Linked DNA regions of Homo sapiens: regions 1 and 3 are each linked to region 2. The links are chromatin loops, found by intact Hi-C in ENCODE. Cell type or tissue: CD4-positive, alpha-beta T cell. All regions are shown on one strand.

Region 1 (2,500 bases), 1.2 Mb after region 2:
ATTCTCTCTTTAGCTAGGAGAGCTCTCTGTCTTTGTCACACGCACCCCCTTTCCATGTCTGAAAAGGGTGTTTGTGTCACTGTCTGGGCCCAATGTCACTGTCCATTTACTCTGCACCCTGGGCAGGCAGTGCCTTTCACTAGGAAAGAAGGAAGTTTCTCCCACTGCTCCGTCCCCAGGGTCCTCTCAGGGACCTTCCCCCTGTCCCCGCACCTAGTCCAGGTGGGAACCGGTCTCCCCTTGCAGGGAGGCGCTCTGTCTTCTCCCGGGCCTGGATACACAGGTGTCGCAGCAGGAGTTCAATGTACCCCGTGACGCCCTCGCGGCCAGACGCCCCTGCCCAGAAAGAGGGGACCCTCCACTTCACTGAACCCAGCCCGTGCCAGGCCCCCGAGGACACCGGGCCACAGTCTCCTAGGATGCTCCCAGGCCTGGAGCGGGGCAGGGTATCTCGGTGCCAGGCAAGTTGGTCCCCAACGAGCCACCCCAGCGGGGGTCCCTCCTCCAGTCCCCTGAATCCCTTGTCTCTGGGACCACGTCTCATCTAGGCTCAATCAGGGGCGATGACAACAACCATGACTTTGCCCCAGGAACCTGAGTGGGGGGCACGGGGCCCGAGGAAGAAGGGGCCAGCGGGCTGTTCCCCACGCTGCACCCCCACTCTGGCGCAGCGAAGTCTGCAGATCTCTGGGCCCCGGCGCTGCCGAAGCCTCCCCCACGCGCCGCGCTCACTCGCTGCACAACAGCGCCACCACGAGGCCGCGGGCGGAACTGCCGGCAGCACAGCGGTCGCACCCCCCGGGCCCCCCGCCGGCTGTGCGGATCCCGAATCCCTGCTTGGCTCGGAGCTGCCAGGTCTAAGCCGACCCTCAGAGACGCACGCCCCTGACCCACTGGGCAGCTGTGGTGTCTTTGTATACAATGTTCCCTTCCTTTCTCCTCTTCTCGTAGATGTTCAGATTCCAAGGGACTTTTCCAGAAGCTTCCAGAAAACTTTCCTTTTAGGGGCCCAAGAGACCTTGATTTCAGGGACACAGTGAACCCCACTTAGGACCCCAAGAAAAGGGACTTGTCTCCAATCTCCTGTCCTAGAATGTGCAGACTTAGGGGGCTCTCCTGTACTCCTGGGTCCCGCACATCTGTCCAGCCCCGCCTCGTTCACCAGAGGCAGCAGAGACAGGCTGAGCACACAGACGTGGGCTCAACTCTCTGCCCATCCACTCACTGTCTGGGGAACTTGAACAACTCACGTTGCCTTTCTGTGCCTCAGTTTCCCCATCTGGAACTGGTCTAAAAGAACACCCCCCGGTAGAGCTTCTGGGAAGATCACATGAAGTATGAAGCTTTGAGAGCTTTTGTACCCGACAGGCTCTCAGGAGGCAGCAGTCCAAACGGTGGAGGGATCATTATGACTAAGCAGGCACAGCTCCCAGCCGAGGGGGAGCTGGATCTCCCTGGCATCGACCACCCCAGGATGGTTATGGGATAAATACCTCTGCAGACGTTCAAGTGGAGAGGCTCAGGAGGATGCCGGGAATGTCTGCTGTTGCTGGGTGGGGAATTCAAATGATTTGTGTTCACTGTATCCCAGCTAAGAAGTTCTGGGCCGGGGCAATCTTTCTGATGCCCTCTTGTCTCCTGTTAACAAGGATTAGCTCAGCAGTATAGACAGGACCATAAAATATACCACCTTAGCCAGATCCTGGGGAGGCCACTAATGGAGCCACACTGGGCCAGGTCCACGGGGGCCTCTCAGTCACAGCTGGGAGATGAGGCAAAGCCACCGTCGTCCTCACCTGCCCATCCACCATCCCGGTGAGGTCAGTGCTCAAAACCTGTCTTTATCCCAGTCCGGTCTCACAGGGAGTATTTGTGCTGCTTTAAAGCCCTTCCCGGTGTCCTACTTACTTCTCCCTCTCAACCCGCCGGCTGAGATAGGCTAAAGAGAACATCGTTTCTTCAACAGATGTTTATTGAGGACCTGTTATATTTCGGGAGCCGTGCTGGCCGCTAGGGACACAGCCTGAACAAGATAGGTCCCTCTTCTCTCAGGGAACTGACATTCTGGTGGAGAGAGGACAAAAACCATGTATTAATAAGTAAACAAGACAATTTCAGAAGACAAAGGCTGTGAATGAAGCAAAATAGGATAGACAGTAATTGGAGAGGGCTCCTTTACACAAGGGGCGGGGGGCGGGGATAAGAAGAAGGAGCTGGCTGAGTGCAGAACAGCAGGAAGGGTATTCTAGGCAGAGTGAATAGCAGGTTGAGGCCCGGGGTCAGGGGAGAATGAGCTCTGCCCGTTTGAGGAATGGCAGGAAGGGCCCTGGGGCAGGTGCGCAGTGGTCAGGGAAGCGGCCAGAGCTGGCTTGTGCTGGATGCAAAGAGAAGGTAAGGGATTGGAGTACTTAATAAATATTTGTCAAGTGAGTGAATGCATAATTTGATCTATCCATGTACAGTTGACCAGGTGGCGAAGGTTTGCCGAGTCAGCTTCTGT
Region 2 (2,500 bases):
ACATAAAAAAATAGGATCAGCTTTTCTACAGCAGAGTCTTTGCTCACTAAATATTTTTCTACAAAACCAAGCTGTAAATCAACCTGTATTTTAAAAACACTAACCTATGGCTTAAAGAGTTTCATATATAAAAGGATTACTCCACAATTGCCGTCACTGAAACATATAACAAAAAAAGCTATCCTACAAATTGATAAAACTATAATATAGTTCCTAATTTCAAATTTTAAAAGCTAGTTTCATAGGTTAGCTGACAAAGTAAGCCCAGAAAAATTAAAAGAGTTAAAATGGAAGATACATCAACATTCCTATTTGTAAAAATCACAGAGCAAATGCCCTGATTCCTTACTAGTTTGAAGGAGATCCACCGAACTTCAGAAACTTGATCTGCACACAACTTTAAGGCAATGTGCATTAGGTAATCATAAACATCATTGGGACTATAGAGTTCCAGAATCAGTATCAGCTGTCTGAAATTAAAAGGAAAACAACAACAACAAAAACAACAACAAAAAAAACATTATTTTTGGGCAAAAAAACAAAATTATTGATTTCTTTTTACTGTTATTTCATCTTACAGATAAAAATAGCCAGGCTGGGAAATGAACAGCAAAAGACCCAGCAAGATTTCGGTCTTCAGTAAAATGCCAACAGCAGAAAGCTGAGCAAAATGACCATGCAAAAAAAATGTGAACAAAATTTTAATTCTTCATCTCACACACATACAAATCAAACAAAAAGGAAATAAACTCTGTAAAATAGAGGCTGAGAAATTTATGAATACAGATTTAATATTTCAATTTTAGGTTATCAGTTGAAAAGCACATAAAACTTTAAAAATCAGATAACATAAAAATAGCCAGAATGTTGAAGTTCACAAAGGTCAACAGATCAAGCGAACACTCTGAGATTGCACGACCGCCCCGGCGTTTCTCCGACTGCAAACCGAACCGGATGCTCCTGCTCGCGGCTCTTGGCAGCACGAGGTGGTTTCACTGCAGCGAGGTCCGCTTGGAGAGAACTGGGAGCGCGTGCTCCTTACTCCGAAAGACAAAAGCATGCAGGAGACGGCTGGCTGCGAAAACCCACTACCAAAGCTTTCACTACTTTCTAAATGGGGATGGGGAGAAGGGCATGAAAATAAATGACATTGCTTTCACCCAGGCAACGAAAGGAAATGAAAAAGAGATGGGGAGGAAGTTAGAACCAGAAGCCCGGAGTGCTGGTGAATACTTTCATATCAAAAAGCACCGTTTTCAAAAACATGATACCAATATCATGGGCACCGGAGCACAGAATTCATATCAGTCGCTGTGGCTTCAATAAGCCGGGAGATGGGAGATAGGGCGCGTAGGGGGCTAGATAACGTGGTCGGGCACTGGGGCCGCGCAACCACCCGGGGAAGCCCCGCCGGGCACCGAGCGCGCCTACTTCCCGTGCGCCGCCGCTAGAGGTCGCACTGCTTTCATGGAAAACGTGGGCCTGTTTTTCTCGACTCAGAACAGGATGCTGGGAACATGGTAAAATGACTGAAACCTCAATCTCTCAAATTAAGCAGAATGATTAAAGACCACAGCAAAGAGAAAGGCTTTCGGTTTGCCCCTGGCATCAGCCAAATCATATCCTGAATAGCTGCAAAAGCCTGATGAATTTATTCAGGGAAGACAATTATTTGAGAGATTTCTAGTTGTGGATGAGAAAAATGAAAACTAAAGACACCGAAATGAAAACAAGGTAAAAACTAAAACCCAAACAACAACTGCCACAAACAAATTCCCTCCACACCGTGAAAGGCACATTATATACCTTAGGAAGGGGAGTTATTTAAACTGATGCTTCCACCCTTTCATCATCACTAAAGCCTGGAACATTCCTTTTGCCAGCTCAAGACAGAATTAAATAACTCCTTCAGGCACAAAATGATGTGCAGATAGGAGCCACCTTGGGGAACCTTTTTGTTTCATAATCATCTCATCTGGGTTAGACCCCTTCCTGTCTCCCACAGTAGCTAAAGGGCATTAAGCATGCTGTACCCTACGGAGAGGACCACACTCAGAATGTTCAGGAAAGCTCTGGTAAAAACTGCTCCGATTAATAGGAAAACACTGAAGAGTGGGTGATTCATCTTTTATTTGGTTCAAATAAATTGCCTTCTAGAACAGCAGAACACTCTAATTCGAAAGTGACTCAAGCCCTGTCTTCATCTGAAAATGAATGTCTCCCCGGAGACTGTGGTATTTGTAACTCAGGGTTTTTGGAATTCTGTTTATACCTTAATAAAAACATAATCTCTTTATCTAAAAGAACACTATTGCTGCTGCTTTAGAAATCAATTATATGGTAAGAAAATTAAGATTTATTCCATCTAGTTTGCTTTCTCATATCCCCAAATATGTTTTTACTTACTCTGCTAGTTCATATCGAAACCTCCAATTCCTGCTGTTATCAGTCACTACAAATTCTTGAAGCTGATAAAGATAGTCTCTCCTCTTGTCTTCAT
Region 3 (2,500 bases), 170 kb after region 2:
TCTATTACGAAAAAAAATCTAGTGTATTAAAGGAAAGTAGTGACAGTATTTATCTTTAGATGGTTTCTAGTATTTGAAGTTCATACAGAAGCTTTTGTCAGAATTGTACACATGGGTCTTTGTCTTGAGTTAATGAGACCACTGCAACTTTAAACATGTTTTGAGTGATAACCTTGATTTTTATAAATTATACAAGCATGACTATCAAGGCTGGTTTATCAGTTTTCAACAACTTTACAAGTCTGAACAAGTAGAAAATTATTTCAAAAGAACCTTGTTTGGATCTCACATAAACTACAGGTAGCTTTCTGTATATGAAAAAATTTTTAAGTACAGAAAAATACAGATAATATAAATACCCCAGTATGGAGTAACTAAATGTTAATAATTTGTTAGAAGACTCGTTTTAAATCTTTCTTTAATAAAACAAGTAAAACTTCACTAATAATTTATGGCATGTCTGTACTCCATATCTGCTGATTCATACGCCCTCCTTTTTTTTTTGTTTTTTTTTTAACTCCCCGGAGGAATTTAATGTGAACTATTTCCGTTTTTTTCTAGATCACTTAATGTAGTGTCATGGTGTATGGATGACTTAACATGTTTTTGAGACCTATCAACTGTTGAAATACAGATCTAGTTCATTCTTTTAAAGAGTTGTATAGTATTCCTTCATGAGATTTTAGAATTTTTATTGTAAGTAAGAGAATTCTTTATATATTTTCAATTCTGGCCATTCATCTGTTATATAAACTGCAAATATCTTAGTTTTCCAGGCTGTTCCTTACTAACTTTGTATTTTTTTTCAGGTAGCTTTCCTGAGTTTGATCTTAGGAATTCTTAAAATACAGTAGCATGTCTTCCAGTTTAGTTTTCCCACCCATGGAGGTGGTGGCAGGCTGAGTTTTGTTTCTTTCTGCTCTGAAAGACCTAGGAAACTAGTGAATTGAGTAAGCACCCTGCAAGTCTGGTATAGTCTATTTCAATCAAGTTGGCTTCTGGTGTGCCTTTGATGGCATCATCAGTGAGAGTTCTTGGTGTTGATTTCTCTTGCTGCAATAACAGGTGTGATGTTTCTCAGTAGCTGGCTGGCTCCCGAGGATACCAGGAGAATACTTTATTAATTTAAAACACTGCATTCTAAGAGTTCTTCAGGAAAGTTATGTGTCTATGGGTAGGGTTGTTTTTATGTGGTTATTTCAAAATAAGAGCTATACAATCAGGCTTTCTGCTGGAATATTGGAATATAATGTCTGCCATTTAAACACATTGGTTGCAAAGCTTTAAAGCTTTATTTTTGTTTCTAAAGCATTGATTTAATGTGTGAGCTAACAATTCGATCAAGAAAATAGATTTTTAAGAAAACTTCTCCAGTGTCCTTATTCTTGAGTTCATGGTTATTTAACAGCTCACTCTCTTCGAATATCTGTTAGTATGGTATCTTTCATTTTTTAGGGAGGGGGCAACTTTAAAAAAAAACACCATAGAATAATTATGATGAAAGCATTATTGACACAGTGAGCATTTTTAATACCTTCAACCTGTATATAAGCAGCACAAATTTAGAGTGATTTCAGATCCGGGTTTTGAAGTAGGTGTCTGTTTACAGGAAATGCAGCAGAATCAGAGTACAATGACCTCTGAGGAAGTCTCGTATTCATGCAGCATACATTTTTACTATGTTTGTGGCACTGTTCTAGTTTGGAGGATCTGGTGATGAATAGGACAGACACCCCCCCCCCCCACCCCGCCCCCCACTCCATGTGGAAACAGGAAAGGAACAAACAAAATATGTCCTATGCAGAAGATGAAAAGGGTGTAATGCTGGAACAGGAGCAGCAGTAGTCTCAGTATTTATTCACCCAGAGCCTGGATGTGCTTACAGAGGGTGCATAGAGGAAGAATACAGCCATTGTGTGAAGTAGATGGAAGCATGGCATGGCTATTTGTTCATTCAGCAAATATATTATTGAGCATCTGTTCTATGCCTGCAAGTGCTCTAGGTGCTGATGATCAGTAATGAACAAGAGGGACAAAAAAGTCTGTGTTGATGGAGTTTCCATTCTAGAAGGGGAAGATTTACATAAACAAGAAAAGAAATAATGTGGGGATTGGTGCACTGCAGATGGGTATAGAACGCAGAAAGCAATAGGATACTTTTTAATGTAAATAGACTGTCAAAGGGTAAAATTTAAAAATATTAATAAGATATCCAACAGATTTTGCTTTAGAATGTCCGTGTCCCTCCATTTTAGTGTATTTTTCCCACATAGAGAGTCTACTGTATTGAAACCTCAAGCACACTTTTATTGTCTTAACAAAATCCATCAAAAGTCATAGGCTTCTGGAGACAGATTATTACCTTCCCAGAAGGTAATCTTTTTAGAGTTGAAGTGAAATATGGTAATTTGTTTTTTGGAGAGGCTGTGAAAAGGAGAGATACTGTACCTAATTTGTGTTTGCAAGAGTATAAAATAATATAGCTTTTTTTATGCAGAGT

Evidence for each region. Peaks named below come from ENCODE experiments on the same cell type or tissue, not always from the same donor. Only the 100,000 strongest peaks of a DNase experiment are listed, where the experiment ranks them.
Region 1: a loop joins it to region 2, with 4 times the contacts of the local background. A loop is called at or near these places in 3 of 110 quality-filtered maps.
Region 3: it touches region 2 in a loop (4-fold over the local background); 2 of 110 quality-filtered maps call a loop at or near these places.

The regions. Positions count from the first base shown.
Region 1 is chr20:59,403,139-59,405,638 of GRCh38, forward strand. No RefSeq gene overlaps it. Among named protein-coding and RNA genes, the nearest start is that of EDN3, 100 kb to the left of the region's middle. RefSeq lists an enhancer at 1,297-1,797. In CD4-positive, alpha-beta T cell, CTCF peaks have their summits at 763 (motif pointing left) and 972; a DNase peak (open chromatin) is centred at 733; H3K4me3 peaks cover 714 bases; H3K27me3 peaks cover 2,115 bases.
Region 2 is chr20:58,235,805-58,238,304 of GRCh38, forward strand. It overlaps the pseudogene PPP4R1L. Among named protein-coding and RNA genes, the nearest start is that of ANKRD60, 8.4 kb to the left of the region's middle. RefSeq lists a silencer at 1,321-1,370. In CD4-positive, alpha-beta T cell, CTCF peaks have their summits at 1,448 (motif pointing right) and 1,652; DNase peaks (open chromatin) are centred at 967 and 1,437; H3K4me3 peaks cover 847 bases; H3K27ac peaks cover 486 bases.
Region 3 is chr20:58,407,159-58,409,658 of GRCh38, forward strand. The region is part of intron 1 of VAPB (VAMP associated protein B and C); the gene reads left to right. Among named protein-coding and RNA genes, the nearest start is that of VAPB, 19 kb to the left of the region's middle. In CD4-positive, alpha-beta T cell, no CTCF peak of the experiment used is centred here; DNase peaks (open chromatin) are centred at 1,013 and 1,623; H3K27ac peaks cover 1,668 bases.